Linked DNA regions of Mus musculus: region 1 is linked to region 2. The links are chromatin loops, found by intact Hi-C in ENCODE. Cell type or tissue: left cerebral cortex. All regions are shown on one strand. Links, peaks and the distances in the headings refer to the core of each region. The heading gives the core; the rest is flanking DNA. Region 1 has its middle 58 kb from the start of Erbb4. Region 2 holds the start of Gm29822 (a long non-coding RNA gene).

Region 1 (10,919 bases), core at 2,054-10,053, 620 kb after region 2:
TGCATTCTTTACTCAGATATTAGTCCCTTCTAGTGCCTGAATAATTAAAAAAAAGGATACTCTATTACAAGTTCATATAAAAAAAGAAGTGAAAAGGACATTTCCCTTGACGACGGGAGACAGAGTAGAGACTAAAAAGCATTGAGAAATAGTTTATAGTCATAGGTTTTTAAAAGTTGTGATATGCTATGAAATACATGAAATGCAACCAGTGACTTCTTAAGAATTTTCATCTTAGGATTTTGAATAAGAATTCAGAAGGGTTGCTACTTTATCCTTCTTCATTTTCAGTCCACTCACCTCAATTAGCCAGGGAAATAACACTGAATTACCCGGTAAGAATGGACTTCATAACCTCTGACTCTTCCTGTTTGCACTCTAACTACCCTTGGGTGTCGTCACTTTAGGTTAGCTAGTGTTTTACCTCTCTTTTTAGATTTGTAGATTTACATTATCTACCTTTGTGGATTTAAAAGCTCATTTAACACAGAGTTCAGCCAGATTTTCCTTGGAGTCTTAGATGGGTTTCTCTAACATATATTTAAAACCATCCACCTTAAGCAACCTGATAGAACAGTTGTGTATTCCTAGCATGAGGTTAAGTTCCCAGTAATTGGGAGCAAGACAAGAAATTGACCTAGTGCATACTATGAGCTCTGTCTTGACTAACTAAATCTTTTTACTATTTTTTTTCAAACTTACATTATTCACACACCAGACACATATATTAATTGAGAAATCTGTTCCTTGTAAGAAAGATTTTTTTCTTTGCACACACCATATTCTGTTGTAGAAAGTAGTCGCAAAAAATACTTTCATTGTATGTTTATTAATATATTATAATTAAATAAAAATAATTTTAAGGATGCAAATATGTTAATTTTGGAGTATAACCTGAGCTACTTCCTCACTCATGAGGATGCTAAGAATTTATTATATTCATTACACAAATATTTAATACAAGATTTTGTCCAGGGATATTTTAAGTACTAGAGGTACATTGTGGTATTACATATAACAAATATAATAATACGTGGTTTCTGCTCTCACAGAATACATGATTTTTCTCTAAGATTTAAAGTAAGGCAACACAGAAGAAAGATCTGTCCTTACACACATCAGGTCACATTATGTTGATAACTGAAATGTATTAATGTCTTTGACTTTCATCTTTCTCCTTTCTGCTCTCCACATTGCTACATTAATATGTGCATAAGATGTAAAATTACTCTGCATTTATGAGACTATTCATACTACTCTAGAGATTTAATATTACATTCATATGGGTGGTGCAATGGGGCTGTGTAGTACAATAAATTGTGTTTTAATACTCTTCTCTTCTCCCTGACAGTATTTACAGCAAAGAACGTCTTACATTTTGATATAAAGTACAGTCATTTTGCACAGATTGCTTGTTTTTTTATTCTCCACAATGATCATTTCAGATAGAAGATGGTCTTAGTGTTTGGTAACATAACCATACCCCATTTATCTAATCAAAGTAGCTTGCCCTCCCTTTAAGGGCCAATGTTTACCAACAACAAATAATATAATGTACCAGAAGTTCTTAACTTGTAAACTATGAATTTAGTTCATATGAATTATGTAAATAGTGTCTAATAGTCACTTCACATAAATCTCCCACGTGTCTAGCCTATGTATAAATTATTATAAAACCTACAAATTCTATATTACATTTTTGTAAAATGCCCATATAAGGGAAAGAAATAGAGGCATGAGAGATCATAAGAGCAAGGAAGAGGGTATTAGCTGGAGATAAAAGTGATTTAATTGCTATTGCTAACTGCTTGGATTAGAACTTACATTCTTCTATACTTTTCTGTAGTTTCAAATTTTTAAAACCAGAACAATAGAAAGAAAACAACACAGCATGTGCCTCCAGAGCGTTCTGCTTTTAGGTCTCTGTGAGTCTAACAACTAAACCTCTCTAATTAGGACAACATTGGTTGTTTGCTATTTAAGGGCATCTAAGAATGCTTTTCTGTATATAAAAAATACACTACTGAATGAAACACTGTATCTGTTGAAGCTTCAAATTAAGATACAAATACTCTGGGAAAGGGTCATTATATCACAAATACTTTATTGGGTTATACTTTCAGATCATACTTTGTTTAGTAATATAAAATATTGATCTACCAACCTGTAAAATAAAACATTTGCTAAACAAATGTTTTCTTTTAGTTTTTAATTAGCTGTGCACTAAGACAAGACCCTAAAAGAATCTGTACTAGATATATCCCCCAACATATGAGATCAGTTCCATTCTCTGAGGGTTGAAAGTTGGCACATCTGTGATTTTTCTGGAGTAAAGAAAATGCTAAATCTAAGGAGGGGCATAGTGACCACACTTCAGTCTTCATTCTTCTTGAGTTTCATGTGTTTAGCAAATTATATCTTATATCTTGGGTATCCTAGGTTTGGGGCTAATATCCAAATATCAGTGAATACATATTGTGTGAGTTTCTTTGTGAATGTGTTACCTCACTCAGGATGATGCCCTCCAGGTCCATCCATTTGGCTAGGAATTTCATAAATTCATTCTTTTTAATAGCTGAGTAGTACTCCATTGTGTAAATGTACCACATTTTCTGTATCCATTCCTCTGTTGAGGGGCATCTAGGTTCTTTCCAGCTTCTGGCTATTATAAATAAGGCTGCTATGAACATAGTGGAGCATGTGTCCTTCTTACCTGTTGGGGCATTTTCTGGATATATGCCCAGGAGAGGTATTGCTGGATCCTCCGGTAGTACTATGTCCAGTTTTCTGAGGAACCGCCAGACTGATTTCCAGAGTGGTTGTACAAGCCTGCACTCCCACCAACAATGGAGGAGTGTTCCTCTTTCTCCACATCCACGCCAGCATCTGCTGTCACCTGAATTTTTGATCTTAGCCATTCTGACTGGTGTGAGGTGGAATCTCAGGGTTGTTTTGATTTGCATTTCCCTGATGATTAAGGATGTTGAACATTTTTTCAAGTGCTTCTCTGCCATTCGGTATTCCTCAGGTGAGAATTCTTTGTTCAGTTCTGAGCCCCATTTTTTAATGGGGTTATTTGATTTTCTGAAGTCCACCTTCTTGAGTTCTTTATATATGTTGGATATTAGTCCCCTCTCTGATTTAGGATAGGTAAAGATCCTTTCCCAATCTGTTGGTGGTCTTTTTGTCTTATTGAAGGTGTCTTTTGCCTTGCAGAAACTTTGGAGTTTCATTAGGTCCCATTTGTCAATTCTCGATCTTACAGCACAAGCCACTGCCATATCCAGGGATCCACCCCATAATCAGCATCCAAACGCTGACACCATTGCATACCCTAGCAAGATTTTATTGAAAGGACCCAGATGTAGCTGTCTCTTGTGAGACTATGCCGGGGCCTAGCAAACACAGAAGTGGATGCTCACAGTCAACTAATGGATGGATCATAGGTCTCCCAATGGAGGAGCTAGAGAAAGTAGCCAAGGAGCTAAAGGGATCTGCAACCCTATAGGTGGAACAACATTATGAACTAACCAGTACCCCGGAGCTCTTGACTCTAGCTGCATATATATCAAAAGATGGCCTAGTCGGCCATCACTGGAAAGAGAGGCCCATTGGACTTGCAAACTTTATATGCCCCAGTACAGGGGAACACCAGGGCCTAAAAGGGGGAGTGGGTGGGCAGGGGAGTGGGGGTGGGTGGGTATGGGGGACTTTTGGTATAGCATTGGAAATGTAAATGAGTTAAATACCTAATAAAAAATGGAAAAAAAAAAAAAAGAAAATGCTTCATGGTGTTCACTCAGTGTGATGGTTGGCCATTGTCTGTTTCACTGGGTTTGACATCACTTAGGAGACACATCTCTCTGAGTGTCTGTAATGAAGTTACTGTAACAGTTTAACTAAAAAATGAAGATCCATTGTAGAACACCATTCTATGAGTTTGAGTCTTAAACTGAAAACAAAGGGCAGTGTAGGCTTAGATTTTTCAAAACCTACCTTAATAAGGGTTATCAAATACTTGGACCCGCTTCTAGCCCACTGTTCAAAGGTAGGGGAGAAAAGATGCTAAATAGGACAAGAGGATGTGGACCTGTTTAAAAGTAGTTCTTTGGAGTGATTCCATAGTCTGTTGTTAGGAGACCAGCAGTCCAGTTCAGTAGTGCCAGGGTACCAACAGTCTAGTTCAAAAAGTGTCACCAAACATAAATCAACAGTGGTGGCAAGATCCAGCAGAAACAGCCAGGCCTCTGTTGAATTGGCATGAGTCAGCAGGAACAACCAGAACCAGCAAGAATACCAGGAGGAATTCTCTGCTGTACTTCTCCCAGTGAAGTGAAGACAAGCACAGAGGTGAAACCAGGGAAGCATTGCACGACACGCAGTGAAAGCATCCAGCCATTGTGTGTTAGGTCCGACTTATACTCTCTCCAAATGTGTCCTCTTACAGGTCTGCTTAAGCAAAACATCTCCTGAGTCTGCTTCAGCAAGACATCATCACCTGAGCTTGCATCACATAATGCAACCAGAAATTTCCACTTCAGACAGGGGTTGGGGGTAAGGCAAGAAAGCAAGCTGAGCATCAAAATGTATCTTTCTCTGTTTGTGGATAGTGGGATTCTGTGTAACCAGATGCCTCACTTTCCTGCCACCACAGCTACGGCCACACTTGCTGCCATAGCTTTCTAGTCACGATGAACAGGACCATCAGAGAGTGAGTCAAGTTCCCGTAAGTTGTCTCTGTCATTTATTTTTCTATAACAAGGGGTAAAAGGAATGATGGCAATCATTTGTTTGTGGTACAGGCATGTGGGGTCTTCAGATCAGATTCTATGGGGACACATGAGAGAGATAGGGGACAATTAAGAGGATTGAAATCATATTTCCAGCTTAGTCCACTTCACAATCATCCAGAGAACCAGGAACCATGATTGGTAGGAAACCAGGAATTGATCAATTCATAAATTACCTGAGTTACTATGACATCTTGGTAAGATATCATACCACCCAGAATCAGGCAAGAAGCTGATGCCTACACTAATTTTCTACTTCCATCTACTGGGCCTTCTGTAAGTTTCAAAATTTCAGCTTGTATTCCCGTAGTTTTTATGGAGAGTTGGGTACCTGACTACTTTTTAAAAGACTTATTTATTTATTGTACTCATATGAGTACACTGTAGCTATCTTCAGGCATACTAGAAGAGGGCATCAGGTCCCATCATCGATGGTTGTGAGCCACCATGTGGTTACTGGGAATGGAAATCCAGACCTCTGGAAGAACAGTCAGTGCTCTTAAATGCTGAGCCATCTCTGCAGGCCCTGGTACCTGACTATTTTACCAACCATTTTCACAATGTTTTGTTTCATCTTTTGCTTCTTCATATCACTTAAGACAACACCACATGGAGTATCTAGAGCCCAGTGTCTAAATTAATATCCAAGGTTAAGGGGACTTAAGTTCCTAGACACTTTGGGGAGAACATGATGCTCGATTTCCTAATGGAATATTTTTAGTAACTGTGTACATAAGAAAAGAGAAAGAAAAGAAACAGCAACAACAACAAAAAATATATTTTTTGAGGACCTTTCCTTTTGTATGTCTTTCAAGTTTAGACAGTCCCCAGACATGAGCTTGTCAAAGCAAAGTGAATCTTCAATATTGTCAAGGTTTGTCAAGCTTTGTACTTAAATTTCAGTTTTGCTCACTGTGACTATGGGTTTCTGGATATATTTTAAAAATATCATTCCCCTCTCCAACCCTGATCTCCATTTCCTTCTTCCTACACCCTTCTGGCTTTCTTTCTTTCTAATCTCCTTTACTTCCTCGTCTCTTCTTTCCCCTAAACACTGGAAATGAGGGCATTTCTATGCTATGCATGTCTCTACCACTGAGCTATACCACAAACTTTTAAGTTGGTTCTTTGAAGATAGTTTCACCAGACATGTGGACATAGACACAGGGATGAAGACCTGGTTTGAATGTCGTTAGTGTGTGTGTGTGTGCAATATTTTTTCTTATGTAATAAAAGTTGTATTCTTAATGTTGTACATCATTTTTCATGTTGAATTCGTTTCTTAATTTTTAGTTTACGTGTGACACAACTACTGTGAATATGCCCAAAGAAACATGAAGCTAGCTTTGCTTTCGTCTACTTTTGTTCCAAATCCCTTTTACATTGTTTTGAAAGCCTGTGAGGCAAGTTGAGGTGACTCAGAGCTGCACACAGGTGAATCTGATTAGGTAAATACAATGCGATTCAGAATGAAGAACTGCTCTTTGTCTAAGTAGAACAGTGACATCTAGTGTCTGAAATAAAAGTGTCCCTGGATTCGAAATCCTTTGACTTTAGGTTGGTTGAAGATACATGAGAAAAAAGGTTACATATTTACAATGAAGGTTTCCTAGTGACTCCTCTTCATCCTTATGACTATGACATTAGACTGTGCATCCCTGTCTATCAGCTCACATAACTCTGGACTCAGTCTATCAATGTGTGGTCTTCCTCTTTATGCTCCTCAGGAATTCTGCAATTTTGATGCTAATTCTGTACTTCTCCACAATGTACCCTTAGGTTTTTTTTTTTTTTTTGAACACTCAAATTTCTCACTCTCAAAAACAAAATTAATGGCCTTGAGGCGATGGTTTCTGTCTATAAAGTACTTGCTGGTCCAGCAGGAGGACCTGCATTGATTTTCCTGTACCACATAAAAATCCAGGAGTGGCATACATGCCTGTGTTCTGAGCACTGGGGTGGCTGACGTGGCTAAGTCTCTTGTGCTAGATGGCATCCAGTCTAGTGAGACCCAGGTTCTGGTGAACTGTCCTGTTTCAAAAGATAAGTTAAAGCTGATTGAAGAAGACCCTGGACACTGACTTCTATCCCTCTACCATATAAGCACGACTACGTGTCTCATAAACCACAGTCATTTCGTTGTCTGATACAGTTGTTCTCCCCTCCTATTCCTTTCATTTCTCCTGCTCTAGGCAGTGCAATTTATATTGTTAACATGCTCAGTATTTTTTTGTAGAATACTGAGTACTACTTAGTAGTACCTAGTGCTTTGTGTCTTGTGGCCCAAGGGCCTCACCCTTACTGAGACAAAAGAAAGATAAATTGTAAAAGAAAACCACTTGAAGGCAAATTACCTATGTTTAGGCAACAATACTCATTCTCCCCCCAGATAACTTCTACTCTAGATGTTAAAAATGGGACACACAAGAGACAGCTATATCAGGGTTCTGTCAGCAGGCTCTTGTTGGCATATGCAATAGTGTCTGGGTTTGGTGGTTGTTTATGGGATGGGTCCCTGGGTGAGGCAGTCTCTGGATGGTCCTTCCTTCCATCTCAGCTCTGAACTTTGTCTCTATAATTCCTTCCATAGGTATTTTGTTCCCCCTTCTAAGAATCACAATTTGGTCTTCCTTCTTCTTGAGTTTCATGTATTTTGCAAATCGTATCTTGGGCATTTTAAGTTTCTGGGCTAATATCCACTTATCAGTGAGTGCATATCATGTGTGTTCTTTTGTGATTGGGTTACCTCACTCAGGATGATGCCCTCCAGATCCATTCATTTGCCTAAGAATTTCATAAATTTATTGTTTTTAATAGCTGAGTAGTACTCCATTGTGTAAATGTACCACATTTTCTGTATCCATTCCTCTGTTGAGGGACATCTGGGTTCTTTCCAGCTTCTGACTATTATAAATAAGGCTGCTGTGAACATATTGGAGCATGTGTCCTTACTACCAGTTGGAACGTCTTCTGGGTATATGCCCAGGAGAGGTATTGCTGGATCTTCCGGTAGTACTATGCCCAATTTTCTGAGGAACTGCTAAACTGTCTTCCAGAGTGGTTGTACCAGCTTGCAATCCCACCAGCAATGGAGGAGTGTTCCTCTTTCTCCACATCCTGCCAACATCTGCTGTCACATGAATTTTTGATCTAAGCCATTCTGACTGGTGTGAGGTGGAATCTCAGGGTTGTTTTGATTTGCATTTCCCTGATGATTAAGGATGTTGAACATTTTTTAGGTGCTTCTCAACCATTCAGTATTCTTCAGTTGAGAATTCTTTGTTTAGCTCTGTACCCCATTTTTAAATAGGGTTATTTGATTTTTCTGGAGTCCACCTTCTTGAGTTCTTTATATATATTGGATATTAGTCTCTTATTGGATTTAGGATTGGTAAGGATCTTTTCCCAATCTGTTGGTGGCCATTTGTCTTGTTGACAGTGTCCTTTGCCTTACAAAAGCTTTGCAATTTTATGAGGTCCCATTTGTATATTCTTGATCTTACAGCACAAGCCATTGCTGTTCTTTTCAGGATTTTTCCCCCTTTACCCATATCTTCAAGGCTTTTCCCCACTTTCTCCCCTATAAGTTTCAGTGTCTCTGGTTTTATGTGTAGATCTTTGATCCACTTAGACTTGAGCTTTGTACAAGGAGATAAGAATGGATCAATATACATTCTTCTACATGATAACCGCCAGTTGGGCCAGCATCATTTGTTGAAAATGCTGTCTTTATATGGCTATCTCTTTTGAGGCTAAGCCAATGCCTGGCAAATACAGAAGTGGATGCTCACAGTCATCTATTGGATGGAACACAGGGTCCCCAATGAAGGAGCTAGAGAAAGTACCCAAGGAGCTGAATGGGTCTGCAACCCTATAGGTAGAACAACAATATGAACTAACCAGTACCCCCAGAGCTTGTGTCTCTAACTGCATATGTAGTAGAGGATGGCCTAGTCGGCCATCAATGGGAGGAGAGGCCCTTGGTCTTGTGAAGATTATATGCCCCAGGGCAGGGGAATACCAGGGCCAGGAAGTAGGAGTGGGTAGGTTGGGGAACAGGTCTAGGGGAGGGTACAGGGGACTTTTGGGAGGAAACTAGGAAAGGGGATAGCATTTGAAATGTAAATGAAGAAAATATCTAAAAAAAGAATTTAAAAGCCGGGCATGGTGGTGCACACCTTTAATCCTAGCACTTGGGAGGAAGAGGCTGGAAGGTTTCTGAATTTGAAGCCAGCCTGGTCTACAAATTGAGTTCCACCTGTTTCAAAAAGCAAAAACAAAAAATTTAAAAAACAAACAAACAATCAAGCAAACAAAAAAAGTTAAAACCAAAGTAGAATACAACACAAAGCTACTCACAAGAAGAGAAATAATACCAGTACTTGGGGACACTCCAGCTGGTTGGGTGTATATGGATGCTAGTATTATGTGCACTATTTTAGAATTTGGCTCATCTGATAGCAGTAAAAACTGTGCCCTGGGGACTTTACAGCCAAAAAAAAGGACACACAAAGAAAATGGATTTTTACAGAGTAAAGACTAAGAATTTCAACAAAAATAACAAAAGTGCGCTGGGCAATGGTGGGGCATGCCTTTAAACCCAGAACTTGGAAGGTAAAGGTAGGCGAATCTCTGTGAGTTAGAGGTCAGCCTGGTCTCCAGAGTGAATTCTAAGATAGCCAGATACACTCAGAGAAATCCTGTCTCAACAACAACAACAACAACAACAACACAAACAAAAGAGCAAACATGATGGACACTAAGAAACCCAGATGATGTTGAAGTAGAACATCTTTTTCTGCTACAGTGCTTACTACAATTATACTTTTAAAATATAAAATTTGCAGGTGATGTAGCCAATTTAACTTGGTTGTAAAGAAGATGTTAATTTTAGCATAAGCACAGGATTGGCAAAGTTGGTGCAGCACACTGGGAGATAAAAAGCATCCCACACGCTCATCAATGCAATAAAAACAATAATTGTACCAGGAATTAGCAAAATTCCTTTCTTCAGATATTACAAGGATGTGACAAATAACATTATTTGAATTGGAAGATGAAAGTGCATAGAATTGGTAGAGAAAGTCCATACACACAGACACAGACACACACACACATATATGTGTGTATATATATACACATACACATATATATATATATATACATATATATATATATTAGTGAGAGAGAGAGGAGAGGAGAGAGAGGGAGGGAAAGAGAGAGAGGGAGTGGAGAGAGGGGAGAGAGCAGAGTATGTAAACAAGAAAACAATTGTGTGTGATCTTCCAGAGACCCTGAGCTCACTTCCCAGCAATTTCATTGTAACTTACAACCATTTATAATGAATTCTGATGCCCTATTCTGGCATGTAGGTGTACATGCAGACAGAGCACTCATACACATTAAATAAATAAATAAATCTTTAAAAAGAAAGAAAACAATTAACTATCATAACAGCTAATGTTGTTTTACGTAGTTTAACACTTATAACATTTCGTTCCCTCTGGGGAATAATGTATTTACATGTAATAACATAAATAGGAATATAACCATGCATTATATGTACATATACACATACGTTTATGTGCATCTGTAATGGGATATGCTAGCCCTGTTTTCAAGAAATAACAATATGAAGGCATTTAGTTAATTTCCAAAACGTTGTACATTTAGTAAGAAGTCCTAAGCTTAAAACTTCAACAGCCAAATTCAAGTTTCATTTCATCTGCAGATGCTAGAGTTCTTTCCCACACATTGATTTTTATATGAAGCTGCATTATATTCTGATTAATGCATTAGTATGCATAATATGTTACAAGTGATAAACTTACCTTCACCCAGGTTGGTATCTTTGTTCTCTTGTTTTATCCTGCATGACATTCTTATTGGGCTATAGGTAACAACCTCCAAAAGGATCGATTTCCTGTCAGTGCAACAGTCTAATCCCGCTAACATGCTGCTGTTAAATTCAGTATTCTTCCTACAACATTTATTTATTTATTTATTTATTTATTTATTTATTTATTTATTTATTTTAACATTACGTGTATGACTATTTTGCCTACCTATATGTATGCATACCACCTGCAAGCCGGGTGCCCACAGAGGCAAAGAGGACAGCACTGAATC
Region 2 (10,919 bases), core at 1,544-9,543:
AGACAATAGAGACACTCAGCACGGCTCAAAGTGGCCAACTAAGTTTTTGTTGTTGTTGCTCTCATTGTTGTGTTGTGTGTTTTAGAATCCAACATAGCCGCAAATGGATTTGGGAATGACAAAAGAGCTGGCCCGGAGGTCATTTCAACAATTCGTAATAAAATGTAAACGCGGGTAATCATCCCAGTGAGATCGGAAAGTTGCCTGTGGCAGACGTGGCCACCGCCATGCTACCCACATAAGGCGACAGCAGACGTATAATACATATCAAAATCAAGTACAGAGGCTTATTATCCTAATCACGAAGAGATAGATTTTTCTCAACGTTGTCTATGAAAGACTTTGTTCTCTTACGCCAGCAAAAGCTCTGAAATCATTCAAAAGAAAGTCATTATACAGGAAAGAGCTTAGGCCGCAAGAAGGAGCATTTTATGGCAGAGGTGCGAAAGGAAAGAATGAAACCTAGACTTCATTTCGAATTCATAATGACTTTCAAGATTGATTCTCCGATGGCAGTCTTCTTGCTTTAATTGGGAAAAGAAAAAAGAAAAAGTCTGCATCCTGGAGCCGAGCCCATTCTGACTCAGCGTATTGTTGGAAAATGGCAACAGCGCCATCTACTGTCCAAATAGAGCAACGATCATTTCAAACTGTCTGCCATGAGCCACTACTGACAGAAATCTTAAAATTATTGGTAACCGGTATAGCACCTCTTAAAAATTTTTTAAATGCATACTTTCCACATAGATAAGGGCATCTTTTTCTTTTGCTACAAATTATGTTGTACATGCTATTACTTAAGACCATTCTGAAAATATTACATATATATATATATATATATATATATATATATATATATATATATATATTAAACACATATCATCCTATTCAATAGTAATAAAGATTTCAGGGGTGGTTTTGAACTAATTGCACCCTCCTCCTAAATTTATGTTTCTATTAGTTTCCAGACTGTTTTCTAAATCTAATTAGCAATGAAATTCTCCTTGTTAAATTTGGAGACAACAGCCCAGGAAAAGATAGTAAATGGCGAACATGAATGTGTTTATAATGTGCTTCCTACATTGCTTCCAACCAATGCCAATAACGAGTTTTAAATGATAATTGTTATTCCATTAATGTACTTTATATATCAGCTGTCCTATAGAAGAGATGATGCTCGAAGTCCCTGAATAAATAGACTACATGGCAGCACTCTAATTAAAAGGTACACTTACGATAAATTGCATTTGGTATATAAATCACAAAGCCCTCGTAGACATAACTTGGGCATAGCTACATAAAAATGGAAGGAAATGGACTTGAGGCAAAGACAACATTTTAAAAACATACACTATGCCACCAAGAGTTCTACACATGGTTATTAAGCTAGTGATACACACTCAAACACTGAAAGATTGATAACCATTTTAAAATATTGAGAGTTCATTATGCTCTGCATATTCCATCGTAAGTGCAGGACACTGTGAAGGGCCCAAAGCTCCTATGTGGTGGTTCCAGGAGGAAAAAGCCAGCCGCATGCTTCTGACAACGAGTTTTCCCTTTCTTGTGGATAAGATCGTCAACTACCCTGATGACTAGTGCCCCCCCACCCCACCCCCCCCACCCCACCCCCACACACACTCGTCCTGGGGATGTCTGTACTGGCTGCTTTTGTGTGTCAGTTTGACACAAGCTGGAGTTATCACAGAGAAAGGAGCCTCCCTTGAGGAAATGCCGACATGAGATCCAACTGTAAGGCATTTTCTCAATTAGTGATCAAGGGTGGGAGGGCCTATAGCGGGTGGTGCCATCCCTGGGCTGGGAGTCGGATTCTATAAGAAAGCAAGCTGAGCAAGCCAGGGGAAGCCACCCAGTAAACAGTATCCTTCTATGGTAACATCCTTAGGTAAATATTGCTCAGATCACCTTGCATACTAAATGCTTATCCTTACCGGACACACAGACCCTTCACTTGGACTAAACTCATCATGGTATCTGTATTAGGTGCCTAGGTCTCCATTTTACAGATTGGAAAATTGAGGAATAGGAAAACCGGGCAGCTTACCTAGGATATCCATTCAATATATGCTTGCTGTGTTACCCCATTTAGCTCCTGACCCCAGGGAAATGAACCACCCAACCCCCAGAGCAATGCTTAAGCATTGTTCTCCCGGTCCTCTTTGTCAGTCATGTGACAAGATTAACAGTTGAAGAACTCCTTAGAAGACAGGGTGAATTTATTCTAACTAGAAACGGAGCAACTACCCAGGTGTCACACATGAGAATATCCCTGGCATCCAGCGCCGCATCTCTTGCTTGCTGCCCGAGGAGGCATACATGTTTTCATCATTCCAGACCAGGTCTTTGTGCCTCAGGAATCTTCCCAAGTCAGCGATTTCTTTGATTTTCCCTAATGTTTCTAACCTCGGGCAAAAACATTACTCGGGAATGCAGGAATACTAATAATACAAATTTATTTTTTGTGCATCCTTGCAGGACCCTCCCCCAAGCCTGCAGGTCATAGAAGTTGACGTAAACAAGTGAGCTACCAGCTCCGTGTCTTTCTCATCTCGGTTCTGTTTATATCCTGGTCCCTAGCATCATCTCCCGTGGTGATACATCTGTTCTACGCTACAGTAGAAAGTCCAAGAGTGTCAAAGTTGTTGTTTCCTACCAATTATTTTTTTCCTACTACTAAGAGGATATTCTCAGTGAATGGCCTATGAGAATCCACTTAGATGTCAACTTCTCTAGAGGAAAACCAACACTCCCATTTCCGTAACACAAAAGGCAGACAGGAGACCTAATTCAGTTACTGATCTGTAACTGGCTCCCATCTTATCAGTAACTTGCACCCTGGATTAAAACTAGTTTAAGACATCAGAAAATAACCCAGGGAAGTAAGATCTGTCTTGAAACTAAGACAAAGCAGCCACCGAGATGAACAAAGATGCCCGAGTAGAGAAAGCCCTTGTTTACAGGTGATGACCCCAGAAAAAGTAAGAACAACACTTCTGAGTTTGGGTTTTGATGCTGGAGTAGAAAGAGGCGGTCAGTTCTGGAGCTAGGAGAGAATAGACCTACTACTATGGGCACAGGGCAGCCATGCAAGGAACTCCACCACGCAGAAAGATGGTGCTTAAACAGATAGGTAGCGAGGTGTGACAGCTGTGAAGAGTCACATAATTCATTTCAACAAGATTTGGAGATGAGTGATGGCCTTCAAGAACGGGTGGTCTGGGATTTGTCAGCCCCGGGAGTGACTGAAGTCAATGTTGAAACATTTAACTAAATCTCCAGGTTGCAATGACCAGACAGTGACCCAGGGAAGTCAGAACAACTCTCTGAAGAGCAAGCAGTAAGGTATGCAGGCAAGCAGTGTGTGACAGAGAAGGATTGTCTCGTGAGACCAGCCAGTTGGAACTCGTAGCCCAGGTTGAAAGTCGGGACAAAGTCCAGACACCTAAATCAGCGATGCTCACAGTGTTTGTGGAGTCCTAGCCCAGACGTCAGACTCGTAGCCTGAAGGCAACATCCAGATCCGCTCTCTGTGTGAGGTCCTCCCATCGTACCCACGGTCCCAGAGCTTGGAAGGTCAGTTTCTATTCGCACGATGAGATCGTTGCCACCAGCTGTCACAAAGAAGAAATCCTCACTTAAATCTTCCAATGTCAAAGGAAACTTGTATTACCATAGACTATTAGTCATGAGGACATTCTGATTAAACAGGGCTGATGGTGACAATTTTCCAGTCTCGACTTGAAGGCGCTTGGCTTCTTTAACCTCCCTGATGTACAGACCGGTTTCAGAGTGAACGCAATCCAGGGGCCCACAAATACACATTCCCTCGGGTTGTCTATGATCATAGAAAAAAACACTGTAGAAAGATAAACTCCAGTAAGAGCACAGGCTCAGGGAAGGGCAGCTTTTCATCTCAGGAAGTCGTTGAAGGGTCTCCACAGGGAAGCGTGTAAGGTACTCTCTGATGCGGGCACTCTTGGAGGGCAGGGGCGCAGTGGAGTTGTCCAAGGGCAACCATATTTGTTTGGGGAGTGTTAACACACCAGGTTTAGCTCAAAGGCTTCTCTCTGCTTTGCTCACAGGACCTTCTACAGATGAGTCAATATTGACAGAATACTTGCTCAGTTTATGGGGACCTGGAACCCTCCGGAATTCTCCTCTGCAAAGGGATGGTACTTTGACCCCTACTGTGTGGGAGCACTGGGGCAGAGGAAGAGGAAATAAGCAAGTTTTTCTGCATGTTAGTAACACCCTGGGATTCATTAAACTGCACAGTTTTAAGGCCAGGAGTGCCAGCCTTCCTCGGTAAGCTCTTTGCATTTTTAATCTGGAAGTAAAAAAAAAAGCACTCGTGGTATCTCTTGATGAAATTGCAGTAGTGATTTCTGCATTTGTATACAAAGTCAAAGGTTGAAAATAATTACCTGTTTTAAAATTCAAACCAAGTATAATCTTTAATCCCCTCAAATTCTGAAATTTTTACCATCTGGAAATCTTCTAATGGTTGTTATCTTTGAGCACACTCTCTCTGGGCTTTATATATTGAGGGATGCAATGGAGAATTGTATTAGGCACTGTGGCCCAGTTTGTGTGAGGCAAGACGTTTTGAGTCCCGATCAGCATGGACTTTGGGGTACATAATGGGGAACTCTGTCTCAACCAAAAGTTTAAAAGAGAGACAGAGACAGAGATAGAGACGGAGACGGAGACGGAGAGGGAGAGGGAGAGAGAGAGAGAGAGAGAGAGAGAGAGAGAGAAGGAGAAAAGGAGAAGGAGAAGGAGGAGGAGGAGGAGGAGGAGGAGGAGGAGGAGGAGGAGGAGGAGGAGAAGGAGAAGGAGAAGGAGAAGGAGAAGGAGAAGGAGAAGGAGAAGGAGAAGGAGAAGGAGAAGGAGAAGGAGAAGGAGAAGGAGAAGGAGAAGGAGAAGGAGAAGGAGAAGGAGAAGGAGAAGGAGAAGGAGAAGGAGAAGGAGAAGGAGAAGGAGAAGGAGAAGGAGAAGAAGAAGAAGAAGAAGAAGAAGAAGAAGAAGAAGAAGAAGAAGAAGAAGAAGAAGAAGAAGAAGAAGAAGAAGAAGAAAAAGAAAAGTTTATTCAAGGCCACTCATTGACATGAAAAGAATAACCACTACTTTTGTCTCTGATAAAAATGTCATATTTCATAGAAAATGAATTAGGCATTAGCAGTGGTTTTATTTATGTATTATTAGTGTGTGCGGTGTGATGTGATGTGATGTGTGTGTGTGTGTGTGTGTGTGTGTGTGTGTGTATGTGTGTGTGTGTGTGTGTGTGTTTAAGTTTGTCCAGTCAGGTCTCTCCTTCCATCTAGGGATTAAATACGTCTTCAGACATACATGACAAGTGTTGTACCTCCTTAGCTACTTTTACAGCTCCACTGCATTTCTTAAATTGGACTTCAGACAATTATTATTTACTTCTTTAAAAACATATGTATTGAGTGCTTAGAACAGTAGCAAGCATTTAAAGTGGAGACATTAAAGGATTTCTGTGTAGAAAAATATTTTTTTCTAAAGAAAGCACAATATTGTATTGTGGGCATTGAAAGAAATTTATTTTATTCTTATTGCAAAATTTGGTATTTATTGCCGAGAAATATGTTGATAGCAGCAGCAGAAGCAAATAATTCAACATGTACACATAATTGCCAAATTACTTTATAGCTGTAGTACATTACTGACATTCGCAGATCATTAGCGCCGCCTTGTGGCCATATATAAATATTTCTACCTTAAGGAATTAGTGAACATGAGAGGTTTGAAGTACGTTGTTTTCCTTTTTTGTTTGTTTGTTTATTTGGATTGGGTTTGTTTGTTTTGTTTTTGTTTTTTTTGTTTTTGTTTTTGTTTTTGTTTTTGTTTTTCGAGACAGGATTTCTCTGTGCAGTCCTGGGCTGTCCTGGAACTCACTCTGTAGACCAGGCTGGCCTCAAGTACTTTTTTAAAAAACAGATTATTTGAGATCTAATTCAATTAAAATATTTACTCCTACATAAATACGAGCTACTTCAGGCATGGGTATATGTTTACATATCTATGGATATGTAGAAGACCCTAATGTTTACTGATCTCAAAATGTCATGTACTTCATAGCAATGGTTCATAAAATCTAGAGTAGTCTTGAAAATGTCTGTCACGTGCACCCTCTCTTCTACTGTTTGCAAAATTATAGAGAGAATTTTTTAGCTCCCAATAACCAGGATCCATAAGGAGTAAACATAAGGACAGTTATGTTAAGAACAATAACAACAGTAATACTTTTCCAAGTATGCACAGGGATTTAACCACAGCCCCAGAGTCCGTGCTTGAGAGCTAACAAGCCTGTGGCTGGTGCTTCAGAACGCTGATCCGAAAGCCATATATAAGAATCCTTCCGTTGGAAAATAATGTCTATAATAGAAAGGAAGATGAATCCTCATTACAAGGGAGTGAGTGACAATATATAGACTCTTGTCATTCAGCGGGATTTAGTTCTGATGAGACAGTGACTTGACAGTTACAAGACTGCGGACAGGCAGTCCGCCTCCTGAAAGCTTCCAAAGTATTCTACAGACGCTCTGGACAGACTCATAAAAAATGCACGGAAAATAGAGGTATGTGTGGACTGGGTGTTCTTGGGGGAAACAAAGTCTTTCTTCACATTTGAACCGGTGAGTCAGCTCCTGAGCACATGGGCAGGTGCTGATTTTGAAGGTTCTAGGAAAATTACAGTTTTAAACATTTCAAAATTATCAGGATTTGTACCTTAGATGCTTAAATGCACTATACGAAAATTTTTCATGTGGGAAAGAGAAGCCTTGTGAAAGGAAAGGCTGGTTTTATGGTGAGCAGACACCTGAAAACATTCCACAGTTCTTATTAATAAGGCAGAATGTAATTGAATGTCAACAGATCCCATGATTTATAAAGTGCTTCATGCCCTGTGTATAATGAAAACCCTTGGCAATGGGTCCTGAGAGTTGATGAAACATGATAGTGACTTTGTTTCCAATAACCAACTTGACCTAGAACCTTCTATCATTTTTATAGTAATCAATTTAATCTTATTTTATCCTATGCCTCAAGGGTTCATCTTGAATTAAAAGAGAAAGGTGCACCATTTGAATTTGAGATTTTTCTACCTCCTTCAGTCATATGACATATTTTTGAGACAATAAAACAAGTATCTTGGCAAATATGTAAGAATTTCCTAAGCCTTAATGAATATGAAACCTTGATTATTTGTCTGGTTTTTATAGTTTTCTTTGTCTCCTTGATGTAGGATTTCACATAGCCCAGACTGACTTCACATTTCTTATTTAGTCAAAGGTGGCCTTGAACCATTGGTACTTTGCCAGCCCCTCTGAAGCACTGGGATACAGCATGGGTCACCAAACCTGGCAAATGGAAACTGTAAGAACAAATGTTTAAGGACAGCCTATATTCTTTAAAAAGATATATATCCTTTTTGTCCAAAATCATTTTGGAACTCACTTTGAAGACTACTTTCCAAGCTAATAGCTTGCTCTTTGAATGTCCATGGGCATGATGTCATCCGTGGCTATGACATCGTTTTGCTCCCAGTGGTGGACTTTGGTTCTCTGGATAGTACTGAAAAGTGTCTGCAGCAAAGACAACTGGGTAAACTGTGTTAAGCTGGATAATGAGAAAATTAAAATAAAACTAAATTAAATGGAAAGATCTTGGGGCTGTAATATACCATGCATGGTAGATGGGTGTGCCGAGATAAGTAAACCATAAAGACTATTTTATCCTCGTCTTAAGTCACATCAGAGACACTTTCCAAAACATTTCTTTGATTCTGGCCGTTTGAGATAAAGTCTCTGAGACCCTTGCCTGTAGTGGATACATTGTTAAATTGGCATCATTTTTATATAACAGAATTTCATATTAAAGTGTTATTAAGAACACATGTTTATTGGCTTGAGAAACTTTACTTGAAACTATTATCCTTACAAAATTGTTCACATGATCACGTGGTTCAATTCCTTTACAGAAACTGAACACATCTGTGGCACTAGTGCCTAGTTCGAGAAAGACTTCGAAGCTTGATTAACTTCTGAAGGATAATGCGCAGGACCACATTTAAAACCGAGGATGTGATTCTTAGAGCAACCTCCCCCAAAGCTATTCAATCCATTAAAAAATGTCTTGTACATTAATATTATAACGAACCACGTCTTAGGTAACTGGGTGCTTTAGTACTCTTTTATAAATAATTTGTTGATCATATATCTTGTGAAAGAAAAAGCAAGGAATGAAATAAATACACAATCAGACTCCAAACATGTGTCCATTTAAAATGTAGAGTTTAAGCAGGAGAGAAAATTTTCATAAGTAATTTTGAGACCATTTGAAGGTGTGCATTTTAATCTTGTTAATGTCAAAAGCAGGTTTCCCGAATTTTACTCTCACGTTAGCGTTCTTGCAATCCACCTAAAGAACGTTATTAAAATGCAGGGCCTGGTTCTTCCTAGGTTAGAGGCTTGACATCTGTATTTGCTTATTCTTAGTGCTGATGTTGCCAGTAGAGCTATTCTTTCAAAGAACACAGCATAAATGTTTTCTTGAATACAGGTGTCACCTCATATTTACCCTTCTCTTTTTACATCTTTAAATAATTTCCTGGACATGTTTCTTTACCTGTGAATTATCTGACTCCTCTGTCAGTCGTGTGTATTTCATCAAAATCATTTCCTGGCCCATTGTCTTCCCAGTAGTGGAAGCATTAAATTGGCATTGTTTTGTTATATAATAACTCCCAACACATGCCACTTCCTGTAGGCACTTCAGACGCCTTCTTAGAATGCCCACCCTACTTTTTCAGTTGAGGCAAGTGTACTAAAGTGTAGCACTGATGTCATGAGCCACTGAATGTCCAAAGGTTGCATGAGTGTGTGTGTGTGTGTGTGTGTGTGTGTGTGTGTGTATCTGTTATTTATATCAGCTTAAAAACAAATAAAGCCTAGAGCTACCTAGTGCAGGCACACTCTAACACTGGACATGATCAAATGGATTTTCTGATGAGTTTTGTGGAAACTTCAAATACACCCCATTGTTAAGCTTTCGTCAATTTGAAATCTGTTCATTTTGTGAAAGTTCTGCAAGACTGTGGTAAAATAATTCCAAGAATAAAAAGATTTCATGTGTGGAACAAGATGTCAATGCTCACATTAAAGGTTATAAAGCAATAATAGGACTATTACAGATGCAATTATTACCAGAGAGAAGATCAATACCTTTGAATTAATGGCCAGATTGTCTAATAAAATACAAATTTATTTTATGTAAACTATTGATTCAAAGAACTTCATAATTAGGACAATTAATAACAACATTTAAAAGATGACCAAAAATCTTTAGCATTTTTAATGTCAAATTTTGAAAAAGAAAAAAAGGAATTTTTATCTATGTGATTTATACATGAAAATATTTTGTATTAAATAATTTTCTTAAAATGGAATTTTCCTGCTCTGAATTTCCTGATCTATATAGTCAGAAGGACAGACATAGACAGCATTCAGAAAATCAGTTAATTATTAGTATTTCCAAAGACAAACACATGCATATTTTGCTACCCATGTGATTGAATTGTTTCACAATATCTCAATAATCTGACAGTAATTATTAGTTCTATTCATAGTTATGAAATGCTAGTAACAGTTGAATTTGTCAAAAATCAATATTAAACATGATAGTCTTCATTTTTGGTTCATTCTGAACATGGTATCAAAGGTCTTAGACTTCAAGTTGAAAACAGGTTCTAACTTTGTTCCTATCCCTAAATAGTTTGTGAGTCATTTTCAACAACCAACTAGGTTTTGACTTATAGAATTTGATTTGAGGACAAATCTTTGGTGACAGATAGAAAGCTATTAGTAATGCCTTCCTTAAGTTCAGAGCAAAGTCTTATCTTTGACCTCAAGCTGGATTACTTATCAGGAGTAGAGCCTGAGCCACAGTATTCAGCCAGGATGCTAGATATTCAAGAAATAAAGAGCTCATTTAGCCCTCCAACTCTCTGCTAACACTTGAAACTTTCTTCTAAACACCGTGGACCTAAAATGGCCTGCCTGATTGCCTAGAATCTCTGCTAGCTCTTCTCACCAGAACTCTCTTGAGTTTGAGATTGTTCGACCTGCATGGGCTCCATCTGCTACCTACCTTCTATTTAACTCTGCCTGTTTAACCAATGTTTTGCTGGCTCTTCAGTATCTACCCAACACATAGGATGTGAGAATAAGGAAATTTTCAAAAAAAAAAAAAAAAGGAGGAGGGGGCAGTTGGTTACTCTCATAGTGTTTGGGGCATTACTGCACCAGCATATCTTACAAGCAGATCATTATTGTGCTTTGCAGGATTTGTAGCTGGGTGATATTGATGATATCTACTCTGTTTCTAGGTTGGTAATGTTGAAAGTACCTGCCAGAGCCGTGAGTGCTAATCAGTATGGGTAAAGCCTAGCTGGTCACCAGCTTGACTTCTCTATGTTCAATAACACAAGCAAATGCTGTCCTCGGTTACAGGTTCTTACCTCAGGCTGCGGAGAGCAGCCAACAGCCTTGACAATATATTGCCTGCAATGTTTGGAGGGGCCATAAGACTTCTTTTGACCATGGACCCAGTAAGATGTACAATAAATCCTAATTACAGTGTCCCCTCCCTCTACTCCTCCCAGCTCCTCCCTACCTCCCCTCCCATCCAGTTCCATGGTCTTTCTGTCTCTCATTAGAAAATAAGGGGCTTCTAGAGAAAACAATTGAAGATTAACAAAACAAAATATAATAAGACAAAACAAATGCCGTCACGTCGAAGTTGAACAAGGAAATCCAACAAAAGAAAAAGAACCTCAAGAGACCTTATGAGACTCAGAGACCCACTCATTC

The links. Peaks named below come from ENCODE experiments on the same cell type or tissue, not always from the same donor. Only the 100,000 strongest peaks of a DNase experiment are listed, where the experiment ranks them.
Region 1: a loop joins it to region 2, with 6 times the contacts of the local background. A loop is called at or near these places in 4 of 42 quality-filtered maps.

What each region holds. Positions count from the first base shown.
Region 1 is chr1:69,160,747-69,171,665 of GRCm38, reverse strand. No RefSeq gene overlaps it. Among named protein-coding and RNA genes, the nearest start is that of Erbb4, 58 kb to the right of the region's middle. In left cerebral cortex, for the core only: a CTCF peak has its summit at 6,296 (motif pointing left); a DNase peak (open chromatin) is centred at 6,283.
Region 2 is chr1:69,780,138-69,791,056 of GRCm38, reverse strand. It overlaps Gm29822 (a long non-coding RNA gene), which reads left to right and starts at 3,468. Exons shown (of 3, transcript XR_373478.2): 1 at 3,468-3,594; 2 at 4,104-4,326. In left cerebral cortex, for the core only: a CTCF peak has its summit at 5,744 (motif pointing left); a DNase peak (open chromatin) is centred at 5,733.